Regions from separate parts of the Homo sapiens genome. Here all the other regions are linked to region 3. Evidence: chromatin contacts called from ENCODE Hi-C data. All regions are on one chromosome and are shown on one strand. The core of a region is the stretch at or near the end of the contact, and the rest is flanking DNA. Distances in the headings are between cores, read along the strand shown. Region 1 has its middle 61 kb from the start of LINC02628. Region 2 holds the start of LINC00838 (long intergenic non-protein coding RNA 838). Region 3 has its middle 53 kb from the start of LINC00838.

Region 1 (3,421 bases), core at 151-2,650, 57 kb after region 3:
CTCTGGAGGCTGAGGCAGGAGAATTGCTTGAACCCAGGAGGCAGAGGTTGCAGTGAGCTGAGATCACACCACTACACTCCAGCCTGGGCAACAGAACAACACTCTGTCTCAAAAAAAAAAAGTTCTATGGTGAGTGGAGCAGTCCTGAGTAGCTTCAAGGCTCCAACTTCAAGGACATTCATGCTGTTTCCAGGTGCCAAGGTCAGAGCCAAGGATTGCCCGGAAGTCTGGTGTCATAGGAGAGAGGCCAAAAAACAAACCAAACTGAGAGGTGATATATAAAATTTTTATATAAAAATATTTTCCTATCATTTTGACATCCCTGTATTAATAAATCCTTTGGGTTAAGATATTGTTGCTATTTTAATAAAATACTAAATGATAGGATTATTGCCTGATATTACTATTGGCCAACAACTATGAATACTTGAATGAACTAACCATATTGTTCCTTTTCCCCCCCAGAAAGACTGGAAGAAGGAATTGACACGGGAGGCAGGCAATGGAGAAAGGGTCTATAACCCTTCCTTGCAATCGGGGGTCTTTGGCTGTTTGAAGGTAGGTAGGAGGGAAAGAGCCAGAAAGAGGCAGGGAAAGACATCGGAACGATGCTGACGGAAATGTTCACAGTCAACTTTAGGAAAGTATGCAGTTGGGTCAGTTTGACTCCCCTAATTGGGCTAAGAGGGTCTTGTTTCTTGTAGCTGTTCCAAGAATTGGCACGGTAGGAGGCCGTGGCTTTTTGCAAAATACCCCTATTCTTTTTGCAAAATATCCTTATTCTAAGAATAGGCCAAAGAAAGAGGAAGAGAGTGATGTTGCTGGGACAAGTACCAAGACAAAGAGATTTTCAGATTTCTGGGGACAAGAAGAAACCATGTGAAGGGAACTTTCCCTTCAACACACACACACACACACACACACACACACACACACACACACAGCCCTCCGAGTATGTATGTGTGCACGTGGTTAGCAGCGGTTGCATTAATTAGCCCAGCAGCATCAGCTTTAAATTAAAACAATTTAAAATGTAGCAGCAGCAAGCATGGCAATGGGACACAGTCTTAAAATGAGCACATGAACAGAATATGGGGAATTAGAGGCTGAGCCATTTCAAAGAGTGAATCCAGACCATATGGAGCCGAGGACTGGAGGAGTCAGGCGAAGCTGCAAGCATCTGGGATGCTAAGAGTTTCCTCTTGTGGAGCGGAGGCGTGGAGGGGTGCAGTGGGGAGACAGGAGGAAGGGACGGTTGCCAACCCATCAACAGGTCTGGTGGCAGGGCCAGATGGCCTCCTACCAGAGGGCTGGGTTCTCGTGACGGTGGCCTTTGGGCAGAAGGGGAGGAGAACAGCCCTGCGGTTTCCCCGAAGACAATGAGGAAGGAGAAACAGCCCCTGGGGCTGCTGGCTCCTGCGCCTGCCGCCTGCAGATCAGATGCCAAGGCTCCCCGGACAGGAAATGAGTGAGACTCCATGGAGGATAGCTCAGAGATTCAAGAGGAAACCATAGACCCTGGCAACAATAGGAAGAAGAGAGGGTGGGGCAGAGGAAAGAGTTTGTTTGCTTAATGTGGACCTCTTAAAGGTCAGTGATAAATGTTTGCAAAAGTCCTCGTGCTGGCTCCATGCACAGAGTTTCAGAGAACCGAAGGGATAAAGTTTCCTGTGCCTGGCACAGGGGATCTAGGGTTGTTTGGATCAGAAGGAACAACTGTGACCCTGGGTGCTCAACAATACCTTTGACCTCCCTCCCCCGGAGTAAGGCAAAATGCTTGCCTTGTTTGATGATTCTGTCAAAGTCCTCAACAAGTGATGTTGGCCTTGCTATTTGTTTATTTCTTAGCTCAGGCTGAGAAGCAAGAACTTGATTTCTAACTTTTTATAAAATTTACCAGGTGATGACTCGGGCAAGTTGCCTCAGTGTCTTCATTTTAAATTGCAAATAACTGGTTCTTAGAATGTTTAAAGCACTTAGCATCTTACCCAACACTTCAGAACTGCTCCATCAATAGTAGCTATTCTATATCATTATTGCTATTACTATTTATTCCCATCATTTCTCATTTTTGCTGTTGAAAATACCACTCTAATATAAATATCTTTCTATGTAAATCTTTGCCCATATTGCTGATCTCGAGTGTAAATTTCTAAAATTTCTAAAAGTGGTAAACTGAGTCCAAGGATAGAAACATGTTAGAGGCATTTGGTAACATTGCCAGATTATTTCCCATCGTGATTGTACCAACATCTCTCCCCACGGTCCTTGAAAGGGAACACGTGGAGAATAGCCTTGGTGACACCAGGTCATGCCATTTAAATCCTTTCCATCATCAGCACGTATTTACTGTGTGCTTGGTACGGTTCTGTACACTTGAGATCCAGCCACGAGCAACAACAAAAAAGATTTCCTGTCTTCAAGGCACTTCACAGGCAAAAATAAATAAATGAATATGCACTGTAACATCGTGCAATGGTTAAGACCTGTGCAGAGAAGAGAGCAGGGGAGGGGCTGGAGGGCAGGGGGATGCTATTTTGGATGGGATGCTCTCTATTCAGTTGAGACAGGAAATTGACACCTGAGCTGGAGCAGAATGACAGGAAGCCTCGTAGAGACCCAAGGAAACAGCGTTCCAGGCAGCAGGAAGAACGAATATAAGGGGCTTAAGATCAGCTCACTCCATAATGTCAAGGGACTAGCAGTGGGGTTAGAGTGAGCGGAGAGAGACAGCAAGGAGGTGAGCAGGCTCTTGGAACAGCAGCCAGGGGGTGGCAGGTGATAGCGGGCCTGATTCTTAGTGGGGAAGGAGGCCCTGGAAGGTCCTAATCAGGAGAGAGACTCCGCGTGTCTGGGGTTTCATCAGGATCACTCAGGCTGCTACGTGCGGGTGAGACCACAGGCGGCAAGCGTAGAAGCAAAATCAGTTAAGCATCTACTTGTTGCTAATTTGATAGACAAGAAAAATCATTCTCCTTTTAATCTGGTTTTTGATTACTTGTGAGGCTGAGTCTTTAGTGTGCTCACGGGGAATTTACAATTATTGTTCTATGTGCAGTGGACTGAATTTGGCCCTCTCAGAGGACAACAGCTGCTCTGCCATCAATGGGGCAGAGACCTAACAGAGACCTGGAGAGGAGAGGGCAGGGCCTATACTAAGTTTCATTGAGCTTCTAGTCTATGGAGTCTGTGTTTTGGAGGCATTTGGGGGGAGTTTTGAAGTTCTCTTTCTGGTTTTGTTCACTGTTTTTTAACAGCCTACGTTTAAAATATGTCCTTTATTAAGATGTGATTGCACCAATTGGGAGATGGGATGGGTTCAGATTTTTTTTTTCCACACTGAAAATTCTGGCTGGATAAATATTACATTGGGATTTACTCTTTTATTATACTTTTAATCATTCTGTGAATGCATTTTCAA
Region 2 (3,170 bases), core at 553-3,052, 53 kb before region 3:
GGTATACCAGAAGAATCGGATCACACCTGGGCTTGGAGAAGGAGCGAAAGGTTTTATTGAGCGGAAGTGGCCCTCTGCAGATGGGGAAGCCGGAAGGGAGCTGGCTTTTTCCTTGGAGTTAGGCCGCTCCACAGCCTGACTCTTCTCCGACCACTCAGGCCAAACTCTGCATCATTGTGCTGGTCAGTGGCCTGCCGGCTTGTCGGTGTCTGTCCGTGTGCTCTTCTGCTAACGTGCCCTTCTCGACGTCCAGCCACTTGTGTCTTCTTCCGGCGATGTGTTCCTCACGATGTCCAGCTACTTGTGTCTGCCTGCTAGGGTATAGGGCCAGGATGGGGGTGTGGCGGGCCAGGGTAGTCTTGGAAATTGCAACATTTGGGCGAGAAGACAGGACTGCCTGTCCTCATCTAGGCCCTTGGGGGTGGAGCCCTAACCGGGGACCACGCCCTCCTCTACCCAGCACTCCCCTTTCCACTTCGGTATCATTTAAAGGGACCATGCTCTTCTCTCCCCAGCACTTCTGTATCACCAGGATGGGGATCCTTTAGATGGGAGAGCTTCGTAAATGCACTCTGGACTGAAAAGCCCAACAGCTTTGGGGCTCAAACTGTCGATGGCCCAGAGGCGAATTTTCTATCCATAGACATCTCCGTGAGAGTGAAGAGATCGAGTCCCTCACTGACTGTGCCCTGTAAACAACTGCTGTATTTGGCTGGGGCCCTGAATTCTGCCATAAGGTGCCCAGGCTCCTGACCAAGTCATAACCAAGACAGGACATAGCAAGCCTCAAGAAAAGGTTACCTTAAGGGAGGCAGGGAGGTGGTCACCAAGACACAGAGAACACGTGTGGACTGAGAAAATTAACTTTAATGGGGGCATTTAAGGCATATGGGAAAGCATTTGGAAGAATCACAATTTTCATGCTGGCTTCCCAAGTCCCTAAGAAAAAAATTCAGAAAAGGTCTCTTCACCATTTGTGAATTGTGAAATAAACACATCTCAAGGGGAGTGTGTGGGTGTGTGTACATATTAATATTCCAGGGGTGGGGGAAATATTGACACGGATGATTTTGGAAGTACTTGCAATTCCTGCCCAACTCAGACTCATCTGAAATGGGTGTGTTTCAAAGGCTCAAAGGCTGCCAGATTCCTTTTGAAAGGAAATGTTTCTTCCCGTTACCTTTCAAAGTCAGCTCGCGGAGTTTAGCCAAGAGCTGTATTTCAATGTGTTGATGTCACTTAACAAGAGGAAGAGGAAGCGTTCCTCTCTGAGTGGGGTTTAGAGGGAGCCAGGAGAGTAACTGCAGCCACGTTAGCAAGGAAATGTGCCTGATGACTTAGCTGGGGCTTTTGTATCTTCCCCATTTACTAACAATTTACTAAATGCCTTCGCTAAAGTGTCTTTTTTCTGCTCCCATTGTTCTATGTAACTGAAACAAGCCAGCATAGCATTGTCATCTAAGTCAATAATGGTCACAAAAGCGCTTTCTCTCCTTCTGCAGCAGGGTGCCTGCAAAACATAAAAGAGGGTAGTGATGCACCCGAGCAAATTACCCTCCCAATCTCATTTAAATAACGTCTTCCCCTCATCTATGCAAAACTCAGATGAATATTTACAACATCCAGGAATAGGTACCACAGGAAAGAAAGAAAGAATAATAATAATAATAATAATAAAAACCCCAACCAACCCAACCCAACCCCGCAAGTGTAATCATTCTCAAAATGCTCCGGAAACAAAGTGTTCTAGCTGTGGTTGCCCGGCAACAGGCCCACTGTAGTATTCTGCCTGGGTACGTGTAAAGTGGAGCCGTCTTTTCTGCACAGAGTGTGCACTATCATCGTAACAGCAGAGACGGAGAGCAAGATGTGAGGAGGTTAAAAGTCAGGGTCAGAAGTTCAGGTTGCTCTGACCCTCAAATCAATTTCAAGCACTGTTTGTGACATTTTCCTGTGTTCCCTCGCTTGATGTTAGTCTTTGCAATGAACCACCGAATCAGACTTCAGGGCTCATGGGACTTTGGGGTTTCAGTAGGGTCAGGTCAATTTCTACCTACCAGTGTACTGTCACCTATGAGGCAAACCATTATCTAGGCGTTTGAGAACCTCAAAGTTTTGAAGCTCTGAGGGGAAAGAGAGAGGATGAAGCGCTGGGGCCCCTGTGTCTTTGGGGCCTGACATAGCTCAACCTGTGGCTTCAGGGGGACCGTGTGCAGCCAGGTCACAGTGGTACCGGAAAGGGATCCTGATCCAGACCCCAAGAGAGGGTTCTTGGATCTCGTGCAAGAAAAAATTCAGGGTGAGTCTATAGAATAAAGTGAAAGCAAGTTTATTAGAAAAGTAAAGAAACAAAAGAATGGCTATTCCGTAGGCAGAGCAGCCCCGAGGGCTGCCGGCTGCCTATTTTTATGGTTATTTCTTGATTATATGCTAAACAAGGGGTGGATCATTCATGAGTTTTCTGAGAAACGGGTGGGGATTTCCTTGAAACTGAGGGGTCCTCCAGCTTTTAGACCGTATAGGGTAACTTCCTGATGTTGCCATGGCATTTGTAAACTGTCATGGTGCTGGTGGGGGTGTCTTTTAGCAGCTAATACATTATAATTAGCATATAATAAGCAACGAGGACTACCAGAGGTCACTTTCATCGCTACCTTGTTTTTGGTGGATTTTGACGGACTTCTTTATTGCAACCTGTTTTACAGCAAGGTCTTTGTGACCTGTATCTTGTGCTGACCTTCTGTCTCTTCCTGTGACTTAGAATGCCTGACCTCCTCGGAATGCACCTGAGTAGGACTCAGCCTCATTTTGCCTAGCCCCTGCTCAAGATAGAGTCACTCTGGTTGGAAGGCCTTTGGCAATAGGATTGGCAACTCAGAGAAAGCTGGTCCCTGGCATGGGCATCTCTCCCAAGGCATTCTTCCAAAGGTATAGGGATCATTTTTTATTCTCCTTTTTAACAAATGTATATGTACAGGGGAAAAAGAGGAAGAAGGAGAAATCACATAAAATAATACGTCCTCATATGGCCTTAATCATTGGTCCTAATAGAGTTATGAAAGCGTGGATACCTGAGGCTGCAGTGTACTCAGACCCACCCCCAACCCCCTCCCCACAGCTGGACATGATACCTAGGGTGGTTCCAAATCTCACAGGACTTTTCATTTTAT
Region 3 (3,397 bases), core at 702-3,201:
CCAAGGAATGGGGTTTAGGGCTACAATTTGATCTGAGCCTTGAGAAAAAAACAAACAAACAAAAAAAACAACCCTTAAGGAAGCAGCTACACAGCAGCAGGGAAGGAAATAGAGGCCCCTTGGTCGGCCTGCCCTTCCCCTTGCCCGGAAATTCTTCAAGAGAGAGAAACCAGAGGATTTTGGATTTTATTTCGTTATCGAAATCTATGCTGTCTTTGCAAGATGCCTCACTGCCAGAATCTCTGAAGCTCTCTGGCTCTATTAAGCCAAAAGGCACTCAAGGTAATTCCTGCAGAGTAGTGCCTCTCGACTTTGACTGTACATGAGAATCATCTGGAATCTTTTAAAGCCCCTGGTGCTCAGGCTGTACCCCAAAATAATTGAATTCAAATCTCTTGGGTGGATTCCTTGCATCGGTGTTATCTTAGGGTTCCAGGTGATTCCGATGTGCTGGTTGAGAAATTGTGCTTGCTATGAAGAACCCCTGTTATTCACAGAACAGAGAGACCAACACGCATATTCCAAACCTTTTCTCCCTTCCCTTTGACAGTAATATGAAGGCCTTTAATTTATATTAATATGATCTGTCTTCATAGTATGCAGTCAAGTAGAAAAATCTGAGTTATGAGCCAGAACATCAGAGTGCAGTCCAAGCTCTTCACCAAAAAGCTGTTACTTTTATGCTGTTTCACCTCTCTGCACTATAATTTCCACACCTGAAAACTGAAGGTAAGAGCCTTGAAGGGCTCTAACATTCTTTGTGTTGTACACTGTTTGCCAAGGCTATGCTAAGTGCTATGCTAAGCATGGAACAGACTCATGCTGTTCCACGAGTCTGGAGTGCCCATTTGATGACACAGCAATGTACAATCATCTTGTTACCCATAGAGGGTGTCCAGGTTCTTGGTGTTTTGAACAATGAATTAGGCAAAATGCATAAACAAAGCAAGGAAAGAATGAAGCAACAAAAGCAGAGATTGAAAACAAAAGTACACTCCACAGGGTGGGAGCAGGCTGAGCAGCCATTCAAGGGCCCAGGATACAGAATCTTCTCAGGTCCAAATACCCCCTTAGAGGTCTTCCATTGGCCACTTGGTGTTCACCCCATGTAAATGAAGTGTGCCAATCGGTCTGATTGGTTGTGGAAAGCAAACAATCAGAGGCTAAAGTGAAGTTACAAAGTTGCACTTCTATGCAAAGGAAGACTTGGCTCACAATTGGTTGCTTTCCCCAACCAATCAGAGGCAGAAGTAAAGTTACAAAGTTACACTCCTATGCAAACATCTGATTGCTTGCAAAAAGCAACCAATCAGAAGTACTTTCAATTTCCCATCTGCCACACAGAAAAGGTGAGGGTTTGCAAGGGAAGTAGCCTCTGGTCCTTATGTTACTTAGGCATGGAAAGTTAGGGTTTTCCTTTCAATTTAGTTCCAGGAAGTCAGTGTGAAAGGGCCTTAGGTTCCCTGGCTCCAGACCCTTATTCCCCTGCCTCAGTCTGATGAGCCATGTACCCACTCAGCATGTGGGGATAAAGAGATCTATTTCCGATTGAAGCTCCACATTGTTCACTGCAGAGCCTCCTTAGGCATAGTAGGCACTTACTTTTTTGGGCTGAATGAACGTACACTTTAGATGATTTTTCCCTGGGGTACTGATGAGCCAATTACACAAACAGAGTGAACAGTCTGGTTAAAGTCAGCACAGTTAGATGCAGGCCTTTCCCAGGACAGCCAGCTGCCTCTCTGCCACCTCTGTCCCAGATAACCAGAAGAGTCTGGATGGCTGTTGTGGCATATGGCATAAGGCTGGTGATGAGGTCTTTGGATGCCGGGCCTCAGCTGACCTCACCATGATGCACACAGGGACTCCCAATATGCAGCCTGTCCTCATCAGACTAGCTCAAGACCTAGGTGCAGCTGAGGCTACCAGTGGAAATCGTCAGAACCCACAGCTGCTTCAGGATGGTGAGGGCAGTGAATGGCCCAGGAGACTGGATCCTCGCCTATATTTGCTGCCAACGAGCTGTATGACCTTGAGGACAAAAATCTCTTTGTACATTAGTTTTCTTATCTTTAAAATAAGCTGCCTGGCTCATGTGATTCTAAGATCCTTTTCAAATCTAAAACAGTAGGAAAGCACGTTTTCTTTGGAAAGCCATCCTCGTTATTACTCAATGCCCTGTTCTTTTCAAGGCCTTGACAATAGATTTTGTGATTATTTCCTCAGTCTTTTCCCCCTAACTTCCTATGTAGCGAAGTTAAACTTAGAAGCCCAGGGTTTTTCAGGGTCACTCCTTTTTCCATTTAGAAAAAGAAACCAAGTTGTTCCATTCCTGCTTCGGTCAAATCATTTACCCTTCAAAAAATCTTGAAAATGATAGCTGATGATCCTGAAATTACTCTGAACATGTTCTTAAGTGTATATAGTTCAAGTTGTTGGGACCTCGAATGGATTTTAACTGTTTCTCTTATTTTGGTTCATTTCTCTTTCTTCTATTATAGGGCTGCCCCACAGTCTTATAGAGACTGAGGTAGAATATAGTGATTTTTTCGTGTCATCTGTCAGTCTCTGAATGCAGTTTCCCCAGTCTCTTAATGCAGTTTCTCCAAGCTCTGTTCCCTGCCCAGGGGCAACAGCATTACCTGGGAACTTGTAAGAAATGCAAATCATCAGGCTGTCCCAGACCACAGAATCATTGTCAGTGTTTTTTGTTTGTTTGTTTGTTTGTTTGGAGCTGGAGTTTCGCTCTTGTTGACCAGGCTGGAGTGCAATGGCATGATCTTGGCTCACCGCAATCTCCACATCCTGGGTTCAAGCCATTCTTCTGCCTCAACCTCCCGAGTAGCTGGGATTATAGACATGTGCCACCACACCCAGCTAATTTTGTATTTTTAGTAGAGATGGGGTTTCTCCATGTTGGTCAGGGTGATGTCGAACTCCTGACCTCAGGTGATCTGCCTGCCTCAGCCTCCCAAAGCGCTGGGATTACAGGCGTGATTCACTGCGCCTGGCCGGTTGTCTGTGTTTTAAGATGATTCTGATGCATGCTAAATTTGAGAATTTAAGAACTACTGCTCTAATAAAAGGTAACATTTCTTCTTACCCTTCTCATTCCTAATGTATTTCTTTATTTCCTTATATAATATGTTAACAGACTATGAGATTATTTCTTTTTAAATCTTTTGAAAATGAAGTTCTATTTTCTCCATTGACTTTTCTTATTCGGACTCTAAAAGACCTATTAATTTCTCTTCTTATTTGTTGAATGGCTTAGTTTTCTCTTTTGCTGGCTTTCGCATAGAATGAGTTTATTACTTGGCATGAATTAAATGAAATGCAATCACATAGGTGGCCTATGAATACTTTTTCTACAACTCTAGAGTCTTCCTGCTCCAAA

Evidence for each region. A loop is a pair of places that touch in the nucleus more often than their neighbours do. Pooled maps may share reads with other maps.
Region 1: a loop to region 3 is called in a map of heart left ventricle, with 2.6 times the contacts of the local background. The contact joins two enhancer-like sites. A Hi-C loop is called at or near these places in 3 of 168 maps with a recorded cell type or tissue (heart left ventricle and heart right ventricle) and 2 of 50 pooled maps.
Region 2: a loop to region 3 is called in a pooled map, with 2.8 times the contacts of the local background. The contact joins the promoter of LINC00838 here to the enhancer-like site in region 3. A Hi-C loop is called at or near these places in 4 of 50 pooled maps.

What each region holds. Positions count from the first base shown.
Region 1 is chr10:33,659,935-33,663,355 of GRCh38, reverse strand. No RefSeq gene overlaps it. Among named protein-coding and RNA genes, the nearest start is that of LINC02628, 61 kb to the right of the region's middle. RefSeq lists an enhancer at 825-1,325. Within about 2 kb of position 1,400, at least 16 of the 41 ENCODE cell types and tissues checked have a DNase peak (open chromatin) inside an H3K27ac peak, as active enhancers do.
Region 2 is chr10:33,771,312-33,774,481 of GRCh38, reverse strand. It overlaps LINC00838 (long intergenic non-protein coding RNA 838), which reads left to right and starts at 1,802. Exons shown (of 3, transcript NR_038932.1): 1 at 1,802-2,299. RefSeq lists enhancers at 416-1,139, 1,140-1,863.
Region 3 is chr10:33,717,990-33,721,386 of GRCh38, reverse strand. No RefSeq gene overlaps it. Among named protein-coding and RNA genes, the nearest start is that of LINC00838, 53 kb to the left of the region's middle. Within about 2 kb of position 1,951, at least 3 of the 41 ENCODE cell types and tissues checked have a DNase peak (open chromatin) inside an H3K27ac peak, as active enhancers do.